Linked DNA regions of Homo sapiens: regions 2 and 3 are each linked to region 1. A link is an interaction called in ENCODE POLR2A ChIA-PET data of the cell type or tissue named here. Cell type or tissue: CD4-positive, alpha-beta T cell. All regions are shown on one strand. Region 1 has its middle 35 kb from the start of SHLD1. Region 2 overlaps GPCPD1 (glycerophosphocholine phosphodiesterase 1). Region 3 has its middle 14 kb from the start of LINC01729.

Evidence for each region. Peaks named below come from ENCODE experiments on the same cell type or tissue, not always from the same donor. Only the 100,000 strongest peaks of a DNase experiment are listed, where the experiment ranks them.
Region 2: POLR2A ChIA-PET joins it to region 1 with 14 read pairs; 17 of 35 experiments call an interaction of 5 or more read pairs at or near these places.
Region 3: POLR2A ChIA-PET joins it to region 1 with 11 read pairs; 5 of 35 experiments call an interaction of 5 or more read pairs at or near these places.

Annotation. Positions count from the first base shown.
Region 1 is chr20:5,711,532-5,719,531 of GRCh38, reverse strand. No RefSeq gene overlaps it. Among named protein-coding and RNA genes, the nearest start is that of SHLD1, 35 kb to the left of the region's middle. RefSeq lists a silencer at 4,655-4,949. In CD4-positive, alpha-beta T cell, no CTCF peak of the experiment used is centred here; DNase peaks (open chromatin) are centred at 4,761 and 5,351; H3K27ac peaks cover 2,977 bases.
Region 2 is chr20:5,600,457-5,608,456 of GRCh38, reverse strand. It overlaps GPCPD1 (glycerophosphocholine phosphodiesterase 1), which reads left to right. Exons shown (of 20, transcript NM_019593.5): 2 at 4,017-4,093. The coding sequence starts at 4,045. Among named protein-coding and RNA genes, the nearest start is that of GPCPD1, 6.5 kb to the left of the region's middle. RefSeq lists a silencer at 1,724-1,773. In CD4-positive, alpha-beta T cell, no CTCF peak of the experiment used is centred here; a DNase peak (open chromatin) is centred at 3,596; H3K4me3 peaks cover 610 bases; H3K27ac peaks cover 638 bases.
Region 3 is chr20:5,519,715-5,527,714 of GRCh38, reverse strand. No RefSeq gene overlaps it. Among named protein-coding and RNA genes, the nearest start is that of LINC01729, 14 kb to the right of the region's middle. In CD4-positive, alpha-beta T cell, no CTCF peak of the experiment used is centred here; no DNase peak of the experiment used is centred here.

The sequences.
Region 1 (8,000 bases):
CTATGAAATTCTCCTAATTACCCTATTTGCATGTGACATCAGTTTCCTGCTGGGAAAAACACTGCAACTCACAAGACTGCCATCTGCTTTACTTCAAGAAAGACCTGCAATCTGTGAAGACCTGTAATCTGTAAATACCTGCTGCCTTGTCTCATCCATTGTATTTGCTCATCTTAGATACCAAGAGCAACTTGGAGCAAGCTGAGTGCACCACAGTCTTTTGGACGATGGGTAGTCTATGGTGTTAGTCCATTCTGAGGTGGACCATATAGTCCATGTCCCTTCCCTCCCATGCCACCCACTACCATATCTCACCAGTCTGAGCCCCAGGATTAAACAAGCACTCTTCCCAAGTGCTTCATGCTACCTAGGCAGTAAGCCCCAGGATCCATTGCCTGCTGAGTTGTGACATGTTGGACTTGAATGACCCATCCTTTCCTGACCTTCTGCCCAGCTCTGAATTCTGGGCACCTGCCCACTGGCACAAAATCTGCTGCAGCTTTGCCAAATGTGGCTATGTGCCTGGCTCCTGCTCTCTTAGCCTCTCTTTGCAGTATATATTTGATGTAATGTTATTACAGTCACTTTCAAATGTGTGCTCATATAGATTCCAGACATCATCAGATGCTTTCTCTGTCCTTTTGGTAAGATGTTCAGAGCATTCAAAGAAAAACAAAAAGGAGATCTAAATTCAGTATCTTTATGTCAATTTTTTTTTTTTTGAGACAGATTTTCGCTCTTGCTGCCCAGGCTGGAGTGCCAGGTGTGATGGCTCATGCCTGTAATCCCAGCACTTTGGGAGGCCAAGGTGGGGGATCACTTGAGCCCAGGAGTTCCAGAACAGCCTGGGCAACATGGCAAAACCCTGTCTCTACAAAAATTAGCTGGGCATGGTGGTGTGTGCGTATAGTCGCAGCTTCTCTGGGGAGAGGGGTGCTGAGGTGGGAGGTTAGCTTGAGTCCAGGAGGTTGAGGCTGCAGTGAGCTGAGATCTTGCCCTGCACTCCAGCCTGGGAGATAGAGTGAGATATATCCTATTTGGATTACTTATATCTTTTTTCTTTCATATGTGAGAAGATGAAAAACACAATTTTCAATGTTTGCCTTTATTACCAACTTTGTATTCTCTGTAAGTAGGCTACTTAATATATGGTCAGTATACACACAACACAGATGAACCTCACTAGCATGGTGAGTGGAAAAAGATAGGCACAAAATGATACACTGGCGGGGCACGGTGGCTCACGCCCGCACTCCTAGCATTTTGGGAGGCCGAGGTGGTCAGATTGCCTGAGCTCAGAGGTTCGAGACCAGTCTGGGCAATATTGTGAAACCCCATTCCTACTAAAAATACAAAAAATTATCCAGACATAGTGGTGCATGCCTGTAGTCCCAGCTACTTAGGAGGCTGAGGCACAAGAACCCGGGAGGCAGAGTTTGTAGTGACCAGAGATCTTGCCACTGAACTCCAGCCTGGACAACAGAACAAGACTCTGTCTCAAAAAATAAAAATAAAAAAAAAGAATAAGAAAACTAAAATGTTAGGCCAGGTGCGGTGGTTCACGCCTGTAATCTCAGCACTTTGCGGGGCCAAGGTGGGTGGATCACGAGGTCAGGAGATCAAGACCACCCTGGCTAACATGGTGAAACCCCGTCTCTACTAAAAATACAAAAAATTAGCTGGGCGTGGTGGCGGGCACCTGTAATCCCAGCTACTCAGGAGGCTGAGCCAGGAGAATGGCGTGAACCTGGGAGGCGGAGCTTGCAGTGAGTCGAGATCGCGCCACTGCACTCCAGCCTGGGTGACAGAGCGAGACTCCGTCTCAAAAAAAAAAAAAAAAAAAAAAAAAGTCAGAACAGATATGGTTGTAATTCTCTAAATCTAACTTTTCAATCACAATTTGTTAGAATGTGTTTCAAAGTTTCAAATTCTGCCTCGTTTCTTCAAGAGTAGATGGATGTTCCACTCATCTATGAGGACCTTCTAGGTTTGGTGGGAGACGGGAGCCCTGCTTTTGCCCCGATGTGCCCGGTGGATATGGTCTTCTTTCCTCTAGACTGGGCTCTTGGTACTTGCCACTGGGTCTGTCTTCCTGTTTCCTGCCTCATTCCCTGTTCAGGGCAGACCAATTTCCAGAGTCTCTTCAATTCCAGTCTCTCCCACGCTGCTGTATGAGCTGGCGTTTGACAGGAACCAATATATAACAATTTCAACCACAGTACTAGGAATATGGGACAACCTGCAGGACTGAATACCTTCTTAGTCTGCTTAGGCTGCTATAACAACATATAATAATCTGGGTAGCTTATAAACTACAGATATTTATTTTTCAAAGCTCCAGAGGCTGTGAAGTCCAAGATCAAGGTGCTGGCAGATTCAGTGTCTGGTGAGGCCCTGATTCATAGATGGCACCTTATAGCTGTGTCCTCACATGGTGGAACAGATGTGCTAACTCTCTGAGATCTCTTTTATAAGAGATCCAGGCTAGGCGCGGTGGCTCACGCCTGTAATCTCAGCACTTTGGGAGACTGAGGCAGGCAGATTTGCTTGAGCTCAGGAGCTTGAGACCAGCCTGGGCAACATGGCAAAACCCTGTCTCGACAAAAAATACAAAAATTAGCTGGGTGTGGTGTGTGTACCTGTAGACCCAGCTACTCAAGAGGCTGAAGCAGGAGGATTGCTTGAGCCCAGGAGGCGGAAGTTGCAGTGAGCTGAGATCACGCCAGTGTGCTCCAGCCTGCTGGGTGGCAGTGTGAGACCCTGTCTGAAAATAAAAATAAAAATAAAAGATCTAATCCTATTCATGAGGGTTCTACTCTCATGATCTACTCACCTCCCAAATGCTCTACTTCCTAATAGCATCATATTGGTGATTCAATTTCAACACGGAAACTGGGAGAGCAGGGAGCAACACAAACATTCAGACCATAGCAGCTCTTGTAGGAATAACTTTAGATTCAAATGACTGGTGATTTGAAACATTTGTCCCATTCTCCCAAAAAAAAAAGACCCTTAGACAAGGACTTGGGTACAGGTCATTTATTTGGAAGGAGATCCCAGGAAGCCCAGTGAGAGGGAAGGGAGGAGACTCACAAAAGGGTAGATTAATAAATAAGTCCCCACTTAGGACAGCCCTAGCTCAATGGGGCCCCTCTGAGAGAATGGGTAGAAGAAGCCTCAGAAACATCACACCAAAAGACTGGAAAGCTGTGGTATTTACATGCAGTTATAAACTGAATGTCTATGTATCCCCCAACTAAATGTATATATTAGGAACCTAAACCCCAGTGAGGATGTATTAATATTTAGAGATTAGACCTTTTGTAATTACAGTTGGCCCTTGAACAACACTGGTTTGAATTACTTGGGTCCCGTTATATGTGGAATGTTTCCAATAAAAATTAACACCATGTGTGCCTCTCCTGCTTCCCCTTCTACCTCCTTCACCTCCGCAACCCCTGAGACAGCAAGACCAATCCCTCCTCTTCCTCCTCCACCTCCTCAGCCTACTCAACACTCAGACAAGAATGAAGACCTTTATGATGATCTGCTTCCACTTAATGAATAGTAAATATACTTTCTCTTCTTTATGGTTTTCTTTATCTAGCTTACTTTATTGTAAGAATACAGTATATAATACATATAACACACACCAACTGTTTATGTTATCTGTAAGGCCATCTATAAGGCTTCTGGTCAACAAACAATGGTCTATTAGTAGTTAGTTTTATTTTTCCATGTCCTAATTCCTTGAGGTAGTTAAGTTTTTGAGGAATCAAAAGTTATATGTGAGTTTTCAACTGTGTGAGGGGTTGATGTCCCTAGCCCCTGTGTTGTTCAAGGGTCAAGCATAAGGTTATCTGAGATCATAAGGGTGGGGCCCTGATCTGATAGGATTAGTGCCCTTATGAGAAAAGACACTGGACAGCTTGCTCTCTCTTCCCATGTGCATGCACTAAGGCCTTCTCACTAAGACCTCCTCACATGGCCTTTCCTGCAAGCCAGGAAGAAAGCCTTCATCAGAAACCAGATCAGCCAGAATCTTGATCTTGGACTTCTAGAATCAAGAACTGTGAGCAAATAAAATTGTGTTGTTTAAGCCACATAGTGTTTAGTATTTTGTTATGGCAGCCTGAGTAGACTAAGACATGCGTCATCTTTCATTATCACTGGTTGAAGATTTCCCTTGAGGGTGCTGCAGGTGGCTTGAGGTGGGGAGCCTTGTCAGCACATACAGAACCTTCCTCCCTGGCTGCAGGTGAACTGGGAGTGGAGCCAATGGCACATGGAAAGGCCACACTGAGTGTGCTGTCCCATTGTTTCTAATCTTCGACTTACAGATGCTGCCACATTGACTATTCTATCCATGTGCTTGTTTTGCACACGTTGCGCTATAAATTAGGGATAAAGTTGCTCCATCAAACGGTATGGATGCCCAAATTGTTCTCCTAAAGAGATTATGTCCATTTACATTCCACCAACAATATCTGTTTTTCCACGCCCTTTCTGATACAGTTTATCAGTCATTTTGATCTTGCCAGCCTCTTAGGTAGAACAGTGTGTCATTGTGGTTTTCACAGGTAAATGTCTTCTAACTCAGTGTAACAGAGTGTGAGGCAAAGGAGGGGGAAGAAAGCTTCCCTGCTTCTTTGGCAACCTCAGCTCATACATGAATTCTTCACTGAGGACACGGATACACCAGCAACCTCAAAGGTTATAGTGTCTTTGTCCTGGTTAGGGCAGGAAGCAACTCCCCTTCAGTATATTGTCTGACTTCCCTGGTAACCATGGTAACAATGTCAGTGTCAACAAAGTCAGCAGAAGTAGCTTCACAAGCATCAAAGAACTTAGAACAGACTAAAGCCCAGGAAACTACAGTGGGAGTGGGGGCAGGGGTGGTGTAAGGGTACATACTGCATGGTAGTAGCTATGTTTGTGAGCTCACCTAAGTTACTCCTGTTCATTTCCAGAAGAGGTAGATTCAGAGACAGAGAAAAGCCACATGTGCTGTTATAGAGTTCCTGTAATTTTATCTCCGAATTCGTTCTACAGCTATTTTACTAAGCTTCATCATAGACATATATTGCTGTACAAGGGAGAAGGACTCTAATATTCAAGCAGTTGAAAAACATTATTTGCTGTCAACTCCACTATTCCTATAGATGAACTAGAAATGGGATGACTGTGTAGAGCACTCAAGGTCAAAAGGAAGGTTGCAGGGAATTTATGGGAAAATCTGGGAAACACAGATCTAAGGACATGTAGGCAAAGGGCTGTAAATGGATAGGACTGTATAGTGAGAGTTCTGGCCAGGCACAGTGGCTCACACCTGTAATCTCAGTACCTTGGGAGGCTGAGGTGGGAGGATCTCTTGCGGCCAAAGAACTCGAGACCAGCCTGGGCAATATAGTAAGACCCATCTATACAAAAAATAAAAAAGTTAGCTGGGCATGTGGTATGTGCCTGTAGTTCCAGCTACTCAGGAGCTGAGGTGGGAAGATGACTTGAGGCTGGGAAGTTGAGGCTGCAGGGAGCCATAATCACATCACTGCACTCCAACCTCGGGGCAGAGCAAGACCCTGCCTCAAAAAAAAAAAAAAAAAAAAAAAAAAAAAAAAAAAAAGAAAAAGAAAAAGAAAAAAAGAAAGAAAAAGAAATTTCCCGGGTAAAAGTTTAAATGCCTATTCTTTCATTTTTAAAAAACATTTTACTTTTTCTTTTGAGTCTCACTCTGTCACCCAGACTGGAGTGCAGTGGCCTGATCGTGTCTCACTGCAACCTCTGCCTCCTAGGTTCAAATGATTCTTGTGCCTCAGCCTCCCAAGTGGCTGGTATTACAGGTGTGTGCCACCACTCCCGGCTAATTTTGTTGTTGTTGTTGTCATTTCTTGTAGAGATGAGGTTTTGCTATATTGTCCAGGCTGGTGTCAAATTACTGGACTCAAGTGATCCATTCACCTTGGCCTCCCAAAGTGCTGGGATTACAGGCATGAGCCACTGCACCCAGCTGATTGTGTGGTTTAAAAACATAAATTATTTTATCAGACAATAATTCTGAGGGAGACTCCATTCTAGAGGCTGGAAAGTCCAAGATCAAGGTTCTGCTAGGGTTTCTAATGAGGCTGCAAATAGCCACCTTCTCTCTGCATGGCAGAGAGAGAGAAAGTGAGCTTTCTGGTGTCTCTGCTTTAAGTGCATGAATCCTATCAGAACAGGTACCCACCCTTATAACTGAAGTTAATCTTAATTACCTCCTTATATAGGACCTGTCTCCAAACACAGTCATATTGTGGGTTAGGGCTTCAACATATGAATATAGGGGTGCACAATTCAGTCCATAGCAGATGGAATAAACATATTTGATACAACTGAAAGGATAATTCATAAAGTAGAAGATAGGTCAGAAGAAACTATCCAGGATATAGCGCGGAAAGACAAAAAGACATAAAGCACACAAGACTTGAGAGGAGATCTAGAGGATAATGGAAGAAGGTCTAGTATATATTTAACCCGAGTCTTAGAAGAAGAAAAGACAAAGAATGAGGCAGAAGCAACATTTGAAAAAATATATACCTAAGAATTCTTGGAACTAATGAAGGACATCAACCCACAGATTCATGAAGCCTAACAAATCCCAAAGAGTATAAATTTTTTTAAATTAACGCCTAGATATGTTATGAAGACACTTCAGAAACCAAAGAGAACAATTTTAAAGTATTCACAGGAAAAAGAGATTCCTTTCAAAAGACTTATTTACAGGAGCTAGAAGAGAATGGAATTATATCTTCAGTTGGCTGAAAGAAAATAACTGCCAATGTAGAATCCTACTGACGACAAAAGTATCCTTCCAGAACAAAGGCAATTACAAGTACAAGTTGGGGGTAAAAGGCAACATAAAAACATTTTAGACAAACTGAACAAGAAGACTTCAACCACCAGCAAACATGCATTAAAGGAAAATCTAACAGGCATTATTTCGGGAGAATGAAAATGATCCAAAATGAAAATCAGAGGTGCAAGAAGGAATAAAGAGCAAATAATTGCTATATATGTGAGTAATTTTAAATAAGCATTCAGTATACAAAACAAAAATAGGCGGGGTGCAGTGGCTCATGCCTGTAATCCCAGAACTTTCGGATGCCAAGGCAGAAGGATCACTTGAGGTCAGGAGTTCAAGACCAGATTGGCCAACATGGTGAAACTCCGTCTTTACTAAAAATACAAAAATTAGCTGGGCATGGTGGCACGTACCTATAATTCCAGCTATCTGGGAGTCTGAGGCACAAGAATTGCTGGAACCCGGGAGGCAGAGGTTGCAATGAGCCCAGAACGCACTGTTGCACTCCAGCCTGGGCAAGAGAGTGAAACTCCATCTCAAACAAACAAAAACAAAATAATAATGTCACATGGAATCTTAACAGAATTAAAATATAAAGGGAGACAATTGTTTCAATGTCATGATGAAGATTAGAGGTTAGAGGATTTCAGATTTACAACAACAAAGTTATTTTATGCATGCATGTATGTATGTATATATGTATGTATGTATTTTTTGAGATGGAGTCTCACTCTGTCGCCCAGGCTGGAGTGTAGTGGCGTGATCTTAGCTTACTGCAACCTCTGCCTCTCAGGTTCAAGTGATTCTCCTGCCTCAGCCTACCAAGTAGCTGGGATTACAGGTGCGTGCCACCATGCCCAGCTAATTTTTGTATTTTTAGTAGAGACAGGGTTTCACCATGTTGGCCAGGATGGTCTCGATCTCCTGACCTCGTGATCCACCCACCTCGGACTCCCAAAGTGCTGGGATTACAGGTGTGAGCCACTGTGCGCGGCCATGTAATTTTTTATTTTTTTTTTGAGATGGAGTCTTGCTCTGTCGCCCAGGCTGGAGTGCCATGGCACGATCTCGGCTCACTGCAAGCTCCGCCTCCTGGGTTCATGCCATGCAATTTTTTAGAGATGAGGTCTTAGTAGGTATGTTGCCCAGCCTGGTCTTGAAC
Region 2 (8,000 bases), 110 kb after region 1:
GCATTTGGAACAGCTCCTGAGGCTTTTATTTGGTATGGTATCAAATTTGGGGAGGGGGGCGCTCAGGGTGGAAATCAAACCAGATTGCTTGACTTTGGTAAATCAAGTGGAAGATGATGCTTTGTTGACTTTTGGAGAGGTTTTCTGGGAGGTGTTTTTGTGCTTGTGTATATAGCTTTGTATAGTACATTTACTGCAGCTGTTTACCGCTAAGTTACTGTAGTCACTCTTCCAAACATCTTTGAGAATAAAAGACTCAATTTCTATAATCAGTTCATTTCCCTTTTATTATATTTACTTAAGTTTTCCATTTGCTTTCATGCAGTAGAAATCTAGAGATAATTTTGTACTAGCTGTTGATTTTAGTACATAGGAATAATATCTGATTTCCCTTAAGTTGATTAAAATAGTTATTTAAAGTTAGTCAACAAATAGCAAAATACAAACTATTTAATCATGTATATGAGGTTGTCTTTAGTTGAGAACCGCAGCAGTAAACACCAAATGAAAGGGCACCTTATTTGGTTAAGGTTAAGACTGAAGTGGTCATTCAGCTCTTTTGATGGGTGATAGAGTATTTGCTCTCTTAAAATTAATTCAGTAATTTAAATGTCAGGCTTTTTTTTTTTTTTTTTATTTGAGACAGAGTCTCATTCTGTCACACAGGCAGGAGTGTGGTGGCACAATCTCAGCTCACTGCAACCTCCACCTTCTGGGTTCAAGTGATTCTCATGCCTCCCAAAGTGCTCGGATTATAGGCGTGAGCCACCACACCTGGCCGCCATGTTTACTCTTAGATGCAGAAAGTAGAATAAGAAATTATTTATTTTAGAAATTATTTTGATGAAGGGAAGCCTTTTTTTTTTCTTTTTCTTTTTTGAGATGGAGTCTCCCTCTGTTGCCCAGGCTGGAGTGCAGTGGCATGATCTCGGCTTACCACAACCTCCACCTCCTGGGTTCAAGTGATTCTCCTGCCTCAGCTTCCCGAGTAGCTGGGACTACAGGCACGTGCCATCATGCCCAGCTAATTTTTGTAGTTTTAGTAGAGATGTTGGCCAGGCTGGTCTTGAATTCCTGACCTCATGATCTGCCCTCCTGAGCCTCCCAAAGTGCTGGGATTACAGGCATGAGCCACCATGCCCGGCCTTTTTTCTTTCTTTCTTTTCTTTTGAGATAGAGTCTCGCTGTGTTGCCCAGGTTGGAGTGCAGTGGCACTATCTTTGCTCACTGCAACTTCTGCCTCCCAGGTTCAAGTGATTCTCCCGCCTCAACCTCCTGGGTAGCTGGGATTACCGGTGCCCACCACCATGCCCAGCCAATTTTTGTATTTTTAGTAGAGACAAAGTTTCACCATGTTGGCCAGACTGGTCTTGAACTCCTGACCTCAGGTGATCCACCCGCCTCGGCTTCCTAAAGTGCTGGGATTACAGGCATGAGCCACTGTGCCTGGCCAAAGGGAAGGTTTGCACTAGTGTAGTATTGGGTATTCTAACCAAAATGGTAGAGTTGCCAAATAGGGAATTTCATATCCAAATGTGACATGACTGCACATTGGTGGTCTTGCACTCTGTGAGATGAATATTTGACAGTGTACATTTATAAATATATATATGTGTATGTATTCAGTGTTACATTTTATAATTGATGTAAATGTGATGATACATAGTTTATAGCTAACATAGAGCCTGGACTCTTGACCCTCATCTCAACCTGAGCCCTGTTGATGTTTGGAGCTGGACAATTAATCATTTGTGGAGGGCTGTTCTGCGTATTGTATGGTGTTCAGCAGGGCCTTTACCCCTAGATGCTAGGAGTGCCACTCCCAGTTGTGACAACCAAAAATGCCTCCTGGCATTACCAAATAATCCCCTGGAGGGAAGAATTGCCTTTGGTGAGAACTGCTGGTATAGATCTATCTACCTTGACTGGGAAGTGTGGTTAATTGTGTGTAGCAGTGTTCATTAAATGATTCAGGGGGAGGGGAAGGGAGCAAAGCAGAACTAGAAAAATGACTATGTAAGGTAGCTATGAAAGGTACTTTAGAATTGTTTCATAAGGTAATATATAAATGCAAATGAAATTTAAGCTGGTAGAGTAATGTACATGATGCAGAATAAAGATGTGATTGGAATTCTTGTAACATTGGTGGGGGGGGCAAAGGTTTTTTTGAGGGGTGTTGGAGAAGTTATGATGTAGAATATGGTGTGTCTTTGGATGGAGTATGTTCTTTCTCCATTTAAATTATGTAAGTATCTCGAAGTATATTATATGTACATGTGTGTATTAAGCTATTTTTTATATTCCTTTAGGTACTTAAGTTAGTGGATGGGAAACAGATTCCTTTGACTGACAGGGAAGAAATGAAAAAATTAGCTAGACAAAATGTGGATAAGTGGAAAAGAACTTCAAAGGCTTGGAGTTTAGACTTCTTTCTTATTCTTTTTTTAATCTCCTTAAATTCCTTTTACTATGGAGTTCAGATTTCTATAAATAATCAAAGTGATTCCAAGCCAGGGATGTGAGGAAGAATCCTAATTGACAAAATGGATATAAGGTCAATTAGATAGAATCATCAGGATTTGATAATAGGTTGTAGGTAGAGTTGAGACTGTAAATTTGAGCCTGTAGAACCTGAGTAATGATGGTCCTAGGGTTAATAAAGAGAAAATCTGAAAAGTTATTTGTGTAGAAAGTTTTTTCTTTTTTTTTGGAGGGGGAGGCAGGTGGGGGGGCTCACCTCAACCTCCACCTCCCAGGTTCAAGCAATTCTCCTGCCTCAGCCTCCTGAGTAGCTGAGATTACAGACATGTGCCACCACGCCCGGCTAATTTTGTATTTTTAGTAGAGACGGGGTTTCTCCATGTTGGTCAGGCTGGTCTTGAACTCCTGACCTCAAGTGATCTGCCCTCCTCGGCCTCCCAAAGTGCTGGGATTACAGGTGTGAGCCACTTGCCTGGACTCCTTCTTTTCTTTTTCTTTTAATGATAAGTTACATTGTGTCTTAGAAGCAGATTCTCAAACTTGTTCCACAACATAACAAGTAGTTTGTTTTAGTGGGTGATACTTTGGTTGTTTCCTTTGTGTTAAAGTAGAAATTCATTAAGTGAAGCTTTTTTCTCTCTATAGTTGTTTTTCTTCTCTACCACAGTATTACCCTGGTCAGGAAAGATACCTTGAATTCAGAACAGCTGCTTATCAGAAGAGAAAGTATGTAGCAAAAGAATCTTGACGACTTAAAAAATAACAAGTTTGGATACTTTGTTTTACAGTGTGTATTTCGGGCATGTATTCTGTCTTGTTTTGTTTTCTTTTTGAACATATATTCTGAAAGAATAGCTTTGTAGCACTAGGCTTCAAACTTGCTAGATACTTCCCAAGTAATTGAGTCACTGTTTATATAAGGACTCTGAAATTAATCTTTTTTTTTGCTCATAATTGAGATTCATTTTCATTTTTTGCTTTTTTTAAAAAAACTTTATTGAGACTTTGTGTTTTGTTTTTTTCGAGACAGGGTCTTGCTCTGTGGCTCAGGCTAGAGTACAGTGGCACAGTCACAGCTCACTACAGCCTCAACATCCTGTGCTAAAGTGATCCTCCCAGCTCAGTCTCAATCTGTAGCTGGAACTACAGGCATGCTCCCCATGCCTGGCGTGTGTGTGTGTGTGTGTGTGTGTGTGTGTGTAGACATGAGGCCTCACTATATTGCCCAAATTGGTCTCAAACTCCTGGGCTCAAGTCATCCTCCTGCCTCAGCCTCCTTAAGTGTTTGTATTACAGGCATGAGGCACTGTGCCTGGTTTATTTTTTTGCTTTTTCACTTGTTTCTTTCCCGCCCCCCCCCCCCCGCACTAAAGTTACTTTAAAACAAAAACAAAAACAATCCCACCATAAAACTGCAAAGACATTAAATATTGCTTTTAAAAATATAAATAGCTCTTGGTTGAAGTTGTTTCTTGATGGTGGCTAGCTAAGGCATATATTTTTATACTATAAGTTACTTTTCTTTTTTTTCCTAGCACGACATCATAAAATAAATCCATCAGAATGACACCTTCTCAGGTTGCCTTTGAAATAAGAGGAACTCTTTTACCAGGTATTGTAAAAGTTTTACTTTAAAACAATTAAAATTAAATTAGCATGTTTCTTATCTGGATTACCTTAAATATGGAGTTGCTATTAGAGTGGGCCTGATTTTTTAGATGAAAATATCTATAGGTCTTGCCTGACAGCAGAAATGTGCTTGGAGCATAGTAAACACACCAAAAACCTCCTCAAACTCTGTCTTGTTCTCATGTTTTCCCAAGAAAGCTATGAATTTATACCTAATTTTGCACAGGGCAGAGATGGTTGGGCTGTGGTTTCTAGGCAGTATGAAAATGAAGGAAACTTTGCTAGTGCAAGAAGTTGGTAGGCCGGGCGCAGTGGCTTATGCCTGTAATCCCAGCACTTTGGGAGGCTGAGGCGGGTAGATCACTTGAGGTCAGGAGTTCAAGACCAGCCTGGCCAACATGGTGAAACCCCATCTCTACTAAAAATACAAAAATTAGCCGGATATGGTGGCATGTGCCTGTAATCCCAGCTACTTGGGAGGCTGAGGCAGGAGAATTGCTTGAACCCAGGAGGCAGAGGTTGCAGTGACCTGAGATCGTGCCATTGCACTCCACCCTGGGTGACAGAGCCAGAATCCGTCTCAAAAAAAAAAAAAAAAAAGAATAAGTTGGTGAAACAATTGGCTGGGATAACCTTGTTCCTATGTGTGAATATGTTTTTAGCCTCATTGTATTTTTTGCTGTCCCTTAAAGTGCTGTGAGATAATTTTAGTGTGAGATAGCATGTCAAAGCCGTATCACACCTGGGCTCTCATAAAACTGAGGTACCTCTCGGTTTTATGTACTCTGGCTATACTGGCCTTTCAGTTCCTTAAATGTGCTCCATTCCTTCCTCCTTTCTTCCTCTTTTAGGACGTTCTCAAATGCTGTTTCCTCTGCCTAGATCTTTGCCCACTCTCATACTCCCCCTGTTCCTTCTCTTCTCTCCCCTGTCCCCACTGCCAGCCTCCAGATTCCACTAGGTTCTGGCCCTATTTTATAGCACCTCTTGGAGATTTTATAGAATTATTTGAGTGACAGATTGTAAACTCTGTTGAAAACATTACTTTTTTTTTGAGATGGAGTGTTGCTCTGTCGCCCAGGCTAGAGTGCAGTGATGCGATCCCAGCTCACTGCAACCTCCGCCTCCCGGGTTTAAGCAATTCTCCTGCCTCAGCCTCCCAAGTAGCTGGGATTACAGGTGTCCATCACCGTGCCTGGCTAATTTTTGTATTTTTAGTAGAGACAGGGTTTCACTATCTTGTCCAGTCTGGTCTCAAACTTCTGACCTCGTGATCCACCTGCCTCTCGGCCTCCCAAAGTGCTGGATTACAGGTAGGAGCCACCGTGCCCAGCCCCCTCTTTTTTTTTTTTTTTTTTTTAATTGAGATGGAGTCTCACTCTGTTGCCTAGGCTGGAGTGCAATGACGCGATCTCGGCTCACTGCAACCTCTGCTCCTCGAATTCAAGCGATTCTTCTGTTTTGGGCTCCTGAGTAGCTGGGATTACAGATGCCTGACACCACACCTGGCTAATTTTTGTATTTTTTGTAGAGATGGGGTTTTGCCATGTTGGCCAGGCCAGTCTCAAACTCCTGACCTAAGGTCATCTGCCTACCTTGGCCCCGCAAAGTGCTGAGATTACAGGTGTGAGATTACAGACCGTGCCTGGTCAAAATATGACCTTGTCTTGTTTATGCTGAATTCCTGCGCCTAGCAGAGAGCCTGGATCAGAGCAGGGGCATAGTATATCTGTATTCAAAGAATGAGTGAATGACTCACACTACATCTAGCTTCTTTATTCTAGCATTCATCACAGCAATTGGCAGAGTATGTGTGAGTCTAAGTTCAAATTCTTAGCCAAGATGATCTGGTATAGTTCTACCCCTGGGCAGAATTGAGCAGATTGAAGATTGCTAGTCAGCTGATGGGTTGGCTCCCTTGAGCCAAGTGCTCACCTCTGGTTTAGTGTGTGGCCACTTCCGTGGAGAGAAGACGGAATTTTCTCTTTCTGGGGAGTTGTAGGCAGGCAGTTGAAGCTAGAAGGAGCTGGCCATGTCGGGCAAATGGACTGACCGCAGAACTGGCCACAGAAGTGTCAGCTTGATTGGGGTCAGGGATTAGAGGGAAGGAGATAATGGTGGATGTGGATATAGATGACTCTGTACGTGCCAAGGAGGAGGCTGAGGGACAGCAAGGGGATACTGGGGGAGACCCCACCTCAATTCCCCCATCACCTTGATTTCCTCACTGCACAGGAGGAAGGACCCTCTGCTAAATGTGGCGAGAATGGTAGTGCAGAGAGGACTGACCTTGGGGGAAACAAGTACAACCAGGAGAGGATACAAATAGAGTATGTGGAGGTGCTGTTTGCAGATTTCTTTAGTAAGCATTCAAGTCTTCATAATCTTTTATAACTGAGAGCCAATTAAAGAAAGGTCTGTTTGTTTTAGTGAAAAATTTCCTCATTTTCAGCAGCCATATTCCCCTGGAATCAGCAGAAAGAGAAAGTAACATTGCAGGGGGAATTGGTAAAATGCAGGAGCACCTATAAGAGGCAAGTGAACCACTGAGTCCCCATTTTACTTTTTCCAATTGGAGTTTGTTCTTTTCATAGCAAAAAGTAGCCTGCTGTTTTATGTGGGGGATGAGAAATAACGAGTCCATGAAGAAGTTTTTTTTGTTGTTAAGAGACAGGGTTGGCTGGGCATGGTGGCTCATGCCTGTAATCCCAGCACTTTAGGAGGCCGAGGTGGGTGGATCATCTGAGGTCAGGAGTTTGAGACCAACTGGACCAACAAGGTGAAACTCCGTCTCTACTAAAAATACAAAAATTAGCCGGGCATGATGGTGCGTGCCTGTAGTCCCAGCTACTCGGGAGGCTGAGACAGGAGAATTGCTTGAACCCTGGAGGTAGAAGTTGCAGTGAGCTGAGATTGCGCCACTGTACTCCAGCCTGGGCGATGGAGCAAGACTCCATCTCAAAAAAAAAAAAAAAAAAAAAAAAAGATTAACAGGGTCTCCCTCTATTGCCCAGGTTGAAGTGCAGTGGTGCAGTCATAGCTCCTCAAACTCCTGGACTCTGGTGATCCTCCTGACTCAACCTCATGAGGAACTGGGACTATAGGTGCACAACACAGTGCCTGGCTAATTTTAAAATTATTCTTACTTAAAATTTTTTTTTGTACAGACAGGGTCTCACTATATTGCCCAGGCTGGAGCGCAGTGATGCAATCTTGGCTCACTGCAACCTCTACCTCCCCCCAGGTTTAAGTGATTCTCATTCCTCAGCCTCCCGAGTAGCTGGAATTACAGGTGTGTGCTGCCATGCCCAGCTAACTTTGTGTTTTTATCTATTTTATTTAAAAAAAATTTTTTTCGAGACAGAGTCTTGCCCTGTCACCCAAGCTGAAGTGCAGTGGCATGATCTTGGCTCACTGCACCCTCCACCTGCCAGGTTCAAGCGATTCTCCTGCTTCATCCTCCTGAGTAGTTGCGATTACAGGTGCTTGCCACCATACCCGGCTAATTTTTTTTTTTTTAAGAGTCTCGCTCTGTCGCCCAGGCTGGAGTGCACTGGTGTGATCTTGGCTCACTGCAGCCTCAGCCTCCTGGGTTCAATTGATTCTCCTGCCTCAGCCTCCTGAGTAACTGGGATTACAGGTGCCTGCTACCACACCCAGCTAATTTTTGTATTTTTAGTAGAGATGGGGTTTCACTATGTTGGCCAGGCTGGTCTTGAACTCCTGACCTAGTGATCTGCCTGCCTTGGCCTCCCAAAGTGCTGGGATTATAGGCATGAGCCACCGCACCCGGCTTGCACCCAGCTAATTTTTTATTTTCAGTAGAGATGAGGTTTCACCATGTTGTCCAGGCTGGTCTTGAACTCCTGACCTCAAGTGATCCACCCACT
Region 3 (8,000 bases), 190 kb after region 1:
TTTCCTTCTATTTTCTGTAGAGTTGGTCTTAACTCCCCTTTAAATCTTTAATAGAATTCTCCAGTGAAACAATCTGGGTTGGAGATTTCTTTTTCAGGAAGTTAACTAAAAATTCAATTTTCTAATAGTTATGCAGCTATCCAAATTACCTATTTCAATTAGGTGAGTTGCGGTAGTTTGTACTTTACAAGGAATTGGTCCATTTAATCTAAGTTATCAAATTTATGTATGCAGAGTTGTTTGTAGCATTTCGTTATCCTTTTGATGTCCGCAGCGTCTGTAGTGATTTCCTCTGTTTCACTCCTGATATTGGTAACTGTGTACTATAATTTCTAAAATCTATAAGCGATATTAGTAATTTTTTTCTTCGTCAGTCTTGTCAGAGCTTGGTCAGTTTTACAGATCTTTTCAAAGAACACACTCTTGACTCCACCAACTTTTTCTAATGTTATTCTGTTTTTCATTTCATTGATTTCTGCTCTTTATTATTTCCTTTCTTGTGCTGGTTTTAGGCTTATTTTGCTCTCTTTTTTTAAGTTCTTCTTTTTTTTAAATAACATAAATATTGATGAGATCTCACTGTGTTGCCCAGGCTGGTCTTAAACTCCTGGGCTCAAGTGATTCTCCTGCCTCAGCCTTCCAAAGTTCTGGGATTACAGGCATGAGCCACTGTATTTGGTCGTTTTTCTAAGTTCTTGAAGGAGAGTTTAAGTTTTTCATTTGAGACTTTTCCTCTTTTCTGAGGTATGCATTTAGTGCTACAAATTTTCCTCTTAGCCTTGCTTTAACTGTTCTCACAAATTTTGGTATGTTGTGTTTTCAGTTTCATTCGTTTTATTCTATTTTAAAAATTTCCTTTGAGACTTCCTCTTTGATCCATGGATTATTTAGCATACATTGGCTAGTTTCTAAGTGCTTTGGAGATTTTCCTCCGATCTTTCTGTTGCTGTTCTAGTTTGGTTGCCAAGCAACTGGCCTTTTATTCCTTTCTGAGCCTGCCTGGCCAGTCTCTGGCTTTACCTCCTGGTATGTTGGTGTCACAAAGGGATCTTCATGACTTCACTGCCCTTCCCTCAGGTACTTGAGTCCGGGAACTGACTCTCAACCTGCCTTTGCCTACCTCTCAGTCTCAGAGGAACCCCTTCGTTGAGTTTTTTCCTCCTTTTGGCTCTTGCGTTTCTCTCACCCCATCTCACCTCCGCCTGTCCATCATGAGCCTATTCTATTCCCTGTCCTAAGTTTGCACAAGAGACAAACCTGAGGCTCAGATTGGGTAACACGGCCACAGGTTGACAGCCCAGATGTGATGAGCAGGAACAGAGAGAGCAGAGTCCCCAGGTGAATGGTCAGGCCTTGGGGACTTCAACAAAGAAAGGTGAGGTGCTGGGGCCTGGGGCTCTGAGCCTGAGGAATATAGGACACTGGGAGGACAGCAGGTGGAGTCATGGCTAAGGGGGCTGAGAACGTTCCTGTATCCTTGATTCTAACACTAGGATCAGCCCCAGGAAGACACACATGGGCCTTGACAATGGAAAACTTTGTGCTGGTGGGGTGTCCTAGAAGGGAGCAGGACAAGGGGGAGGAGCGTCTCTCAGTACCGGGTGCTGTGTGACAGGCATTGGGTGATGATCAGGAAAGAGGTTCCTTTCTATCATTTTGATATCTTATTCAGATTTTGCATGAATTGAACAGTCAACTTCTAAGAGGTTTTATTTCAGGAAACGGCAAATTCCTCCCCTTGCCTGTCCCCAGTACCTGCCCCTTAGGATGCCATTTTCTTTTCTTTTCTTTTCTTTTCTTTTCTTTTCTTTTTTGAGACAGAGTTTCACTCTTGTTGCCCAGGCTGGAGTGCGATGGAGCGATCTCAGCTCACTGCAACCACCGCCTCCCAGGTTCAAGCGATTCTCCTGCTTCAGCCTCCTGAGTAGCTGGGATTACAGGCATACGCCACCACGCCCAGCTAATTGTGTACTTTTAGTAGAGATGGGTTTTCTCCATGTTGGTCAGGCTGGTCTCGAACTCTCGACCTCAGGTGATCCGCCTCGGCCTCCAAAAGTGCTGGGATTATAGGCATGAGCCACCGCGCCCGGCCAGGATGCCATTTTCTCCTCTCTGTCTCATTTTTTTTTTTTTTTTTTTGAGACAGAGTCTTGATCTGTTGCCTAGGCTGGAGTGCAGTGGTGCAATATCAGCTTACCACAACCTCCATCTCCCAGGTTCAAGCTATTCTCCTGCCTCAGCCGCCCGAGTAGCTGGGAGTGCACCACCACGCCCAGCTAATTTTTGTATTTTTAGTAGAGACGGGGTTTCACCATGTTGGCCAGACTGGTCTCGAACTCCTGACCTCAGGTGATCTGCCCGCCTCAGCCTCCCAAAGTGCTGGGATTACAGGTGTGAGCCACTGCGCCCAGCCATTTTTTTTAAGGGGTGCTGTCATTGTGTTACCCAGGCTAGCCTCAAACTCCTGGGCTCAAGCGAGGCTCCTGCTTCAGCCTCCGGAATAATTGGTATTACACATGCAAACCTTTCTGAGCTGAGCCACAAGGAGCTTCTCTCATATTATACCCATCCCCCAATGACCCACATCTGCCAGCTCGATTTCAAGGCAGCCTGCTGTCTTCCCTTCTGTTCTGTAAGTGGCTAGATCTCAGGATTATTACATCATAATTTGTTGCAACAATTCGGGTCACAGTTGTCTTTGCTCTAAGGCAATGCTTTTCCTTCCTTCCTTCCTTCCTTCCTTCCTTCCTTCCTTCCTTCCTTCCTTCTTTCCTCCCTCCCTTCCTCTCTTTCTTTTCTTTTCTTTTTTCTTTTTTTTTTTGACAGGGTCTTGCTCTGTTGCCCCAGGCTGGAGCACAGTGGCATGATCTTGGCTGACTGCAACCTCTGCCTCCTGGGCTCAGGCCTCCCGAGTAGCTGGGACCACAGGCATGCACCACTACACCTGGCTAATTTTTGTATTTTCTGTAGAGATGGGGTTTTGCCATGTTGTCAAGGCTATGGCAGTGCTTTTCTGGTGAATGTTCTCCATAAGCCTTGCTTTGCTTTTTCTTTTCTTTTCAATTCTTCTTTTTGTATGATTTTTGTACTTCTCTCCAGGTCATTCTTTCTTGCTAACTTTTATGTCTGAATGTGGCAAGTTTTTCCTAAGTTGATTTTAGCAGAAAGCTTGTCTAGAGAAAGATGAAGAAGCACTGTGGTCCAGGTTCTGATGAATTATCATGGGAAGCCAAGGTCTCTGTCTGTGAGTTTTTTTCTCCATTAAAAAAAAAATAAAATATAGGACTGGGAGAAGTGGCTTACACCTGTAATCCCAGTACTTTGGGAGGCCGAGGCAGGAGGATTACTTGAGACCAGGAGTTTGAGAACAGCCTGGGCAATAGAGCAAGACCCTCATCTCTCCAAAAAATAAAAGTAGCCAGTTATGGTGGTGCATGCCTGGAGTCCTAGCTATTCAGGAGACTGAAGCAGGAGGATCACTTGAGCCCAAAAGTTTGAGACCAGCCTGGGCAACATAGGGAGACCCTGTCTCTACAAAATAAAGGTTAAAAAAAAATGAGGCTGGGCATGGTGGCTCATGCCTGTAATCCCAGCGCTTTGGGAGGCCAAGGCAAATGGATCACTTGAGGCCAAGAGTTCGAGTCAAGCCTGGCCAACATGGTGAAACCCCATCTCTATTAACAATACAAAAATTAGGCCAGGTGCGATGGCTCACGCCTGTAATCCCAGCATTTTGGAAGACCAAGGCAGGCGGATCACAAGGTCAGGAGTTCAAGACCAGCATGATCAACATGGTGAAAACCTGTCTCTACTAAAAAATACAAAAATTAGCTGGTCGTGGTGGCACGCACCTGTAATCCCAGCTACTCAGGAGGCTGAGGCAGGAGAATTACTTGAACCTGGGAGGTGGAGGTTGCAGTGAGCTGAGATCATGCCATTGCACTCCAGCCTGGGCAACAGAGTGAGACTCTGTCTCAAAAAAAAAAAAAAAAAAAATTGAAATGAGTCGCGTATGGTGGCACATACCTGTGGTACCAGCTACTTGGAATGTTGAGGTGAGAGGATCACTTGGGTCCGGAAGGTCAACGCTGCAGTGAATTGTGATAGCACCACTGCACTCCAGCCTGGGCGATGGAGAGAAAAACCTTGTCTCTAAAAAAAAAAAGAAATACAGTAGCCAACATGAAAGTACATATAAACACATATATGTTATGCAGAAAGAGAACTAACTCCAGAACTCATCCCAGTGTAGCCATTGCTCAGCTCCAGAAACAAACTTCTGTGATTATTTTTGCAGACCTCTCTGTACCCACCTTGGCAACCACTATCCAGAATTTTATGTTTTTCAATCAATTGCCTTTCTTTGTAGTCTGCTTCAATTCTTTGTATTTGCACAGATTACATGGAATAGTTTTGCAAGCTTTTTATGCCCTACTGTTCTTCTGGATCTCCACACCTTGTTTGTGACTTTTCTGCATGTTGGAGCATGGAGCCTGTGCAGTATTCCACTGTAGTGGCTGTAGCGCATATCATTTCTCCATTCTTCTGTTAATGTACATTTGGATTGCTTTCAGTTTTGCTGCCTTGATCAATATTTACCTGTCTTCCAGGACACATGCGCAAAGTGCTATGTAGTAGTGGAATTGCAGGGCAAGAGTTGCATGTTCAACTTTATTGGATAAGGCCAAACTGTTTTCCAAAGTGGCCATACTAATTTGGACATTTGCCCGCCACCCCCATCCCAGTGAAAACAGGTTCCTCCTATTCTACTTCCTTGCAAATACTTTGGATTCTTGCATTAATATTAACTCTTCACTTTTTACTCAGTGACTGGTAACTGTAGGGCTATTGATAGGAATACATCTCTCCTTCCTCCTCCATCAAAATGACTATCTTTCATGATGCTGTTACCAGCGGTGAATCCATATGGATCTGCAGCAACTAAATTCCTGCCTCCTTGATGGAAGGAATTCATCTGAGTGGCAGAAGGCAGAGTGAGCAACCAAGGCAAGTTTTAGAGCAGGAGTGAAAGTCTATTAAAAAGTTTTAGAGCGGGATGAAAGGAAGTAAAGTACACTTGGAAAAGGGCCAAGCAGGAAACTTGAGAGATTGCCCTTTGACTTGGGGTTTTGTACATTGGCATGATTCTGGAGGGTTGTGTCTCTCTTTCCCTTATTCTTCCCTTGGGGTGGGATATCCCCATGCAGAGTGGCCTACCAGCACTTGGGAGGGTCTGCATGCACAGTGTGTTTACTGAAGTTGTATGCATGCTCACTTGAAGTGTTTTTCACTTACCAGTGGAATGTTCCTAGAGGAAGGTCATATACCAGTTAAACTCTGCCATTTTGCCTCTTAGTAGGCATGCTTGAGCTCATTCACCCAACTCCTGAGATCTTATCAGGAAACTGCTAATGCAGCTAATCACCAGCTTCAGGTGTTTTGTATCTATTGGGAGACGGCCGTTCCCTTGTGCCAGCTGTGACCAATTAGTATTTTAGAGAGACAGTTTAACAACCACCTAACCATCACCTGATGGTTGTCTGACAGTCCTGGTGGTGTTGGGGGCCTCTCCTTCCCTGCTCATGTCTGTCTAACTACCTACTGTAACATTTCCCCCCTCGAGATTCTAGACCCAATTCTGGAAAAAATGGATGAAGGTCAGTCTTCTGTAGCCGCTTCCTGCTGGCAGAGGGGTGGTGGTGGTTGTTCTGTGGGTTTTGGCCTCTTGCTAGCTGTCAGGGCAGGGTGACTCCATAGACTGATGAAAACAGTATCCAGCCAGATCTAGCAGAGACAGGGAATTCACCTCTGCCGTGTCCCACTGATGGGCAGTCTACTGATCTTCTGTAGAAGGGTGACTCTTGATCATTGAGGAGATGGTATCCCTCACCAAGGATCATCTGGCGCTTGGCAGCCCCAAAGTGAGAGGAGACAAATCAGGTGATTAGATTTAGAAGACATGGACCAAAAAGGAGCAAAAGTAGGAGATTAACAAGTGGACCTAAAAAGGGAAAAACCCAGAGAACCATTTCCATGTTGCTTCCTAATCTAACAAACCCTGAGATGCTTGTTCCCATCAACTAGAGGCTCAGTATAGGAGTTGTCTGATGTTGTCTTGTACTTTTGGCAATTCATTTACCCAAAAGCAACATTTGTTATCTAAGGCTAAGCAAATTCCTCCCTGTGCTTCCATTAACATATCATAGTCCTTGGAGATTTTGGAGGACTACAGCTGCTAAAGAGTCCATTTGTTCTTACACTGTTGTTAAAATTTTAGCCTCAATGTTGTCGGCTATTTCCTTTGTGAGTTGGCTATAGATCAAGGAGACTTTTGTGATTCCAGCAATTCTGATTTCCATACAGGGTATAATGCCATGTTCCACAAGAAGCAGAATTAATTGGATAGCCCTCTTCACCTTGGGCAAGATAGGATGCCTGTAGATTGGTGCTGGAAGAGAGAGATTGCCAGGGACTATGAAGGCGTCTGGGGATACATAGCCTATGGTACAAGTTTCATTCCAGTTAGTGGGGAGGCATTGGTGAACTGATTGGCCACAAATATAGATGGCTCCTTGGGTTTTAAGACAAGTAGAGATGTCCAAATGAAATAAGTCGGTGAGGACAGCTTCAAAAAATCCTGAGGCTGCCAACATGCCCAGGTAGCTCATGGCTATTGTCATACCTGGTAAGACTTGGGTGCCTGGGGTTGCTAGCTGATTCCAATATGTGCCCGGAATTAGAATATTGATCCAGATTTTTACATTACCCATGCCTCTTATTTCATCTGAGCTGTAGCCAGAGATCACTGGTTGGTTCACAGAAGTAAGCAGGATCAGTCTAAATTGCAGAAAAAAACCCTCAAAAACAATTGATGAGACTAGAATCTAATAACAGGTGTACCATAGTCATAGTTTTTTGTTTTGTTTTGTTTTGAGATGGAGTTTCACTCTTGTTGCCCAGGCTGGAGTGCAATGGCGTGATCTCAGCTCACTGCAAACTCTGCTCCCCCAGGTTCAAGTGATTCTCCTGTCTCAGCCTCCCAAGTAGCCGGGATTACAGGCACGTGCCACCATGCCTGGCTAATTTTTTGCATTTTTAGTAGAGATGGGGTTTCTCCGTGTTGGTCAGGCTGGTCTCCAACTCCCAACCTCAGGTTATCTGCCTGCCTCAGCCTCCCAAAGTGCTAGGATAACAGACGTGAGCCACCGCACCCGGCCCCATAGTTCTTAAAACATAATTTTCCTCTCTCCAGTCCTCATTTTTATTAAAAACAGACCACGATAGGACTGATTTGTTTGCAAAATAAGCTTTAGTCTTTTTATACTGATTATTTGCATAAAGCACAGCAAGAATAACTGTTTGCCATATAGGCTCCTTTTTATATTGGCTTTGATGAAACATTATTCCATGAGGAACCTCAGATAAGACTTTAAAGCCTTGAGCCCAGCCATGGTTTTTTGCCATCACATACCTGTATGAGTTGAGTAAATTTCTCTCCTCCTGAGGTCCTAATATAACTTGGGCCTTCCGGGCCTGCTAGGAACTGATATTCTTTACTTATCACAGGTTAGGAACCCTGTACAGGAACTGTATAGACTAGGTATGAGGCCAGTTTTCTCAAGGGGTTTTTATTGGCTCTATAAGTCAACTTTGATTCCTTAAAGGAGTCTGTTTGTATCTCAAAGAAAACCATTCCAGTCAAAGCCTTGGTAAAATAACCAGTGTCTCCAATTGTGTCCTGTTAAAAAAGAAAACAGATTCACATTGCACTTATGCAGATAACTATATTGCTATAAATTAAGAATACAAATAGTTTCCACATTTTGGAGAAATCCAGTAGAGAGAAATATACTCCAAATTTTGTTTACAGGAGTATTCTTTACTCAATTTTTAAAAGCTGTAAATAGCTCAGAAAAGTTGTCTTGGCTTCAAAAAACAAAACAAAGGGTTAGTAATTCTTTAAGCAAAAAGTCATAAAAGGATTATTTTAGTCTTCCATT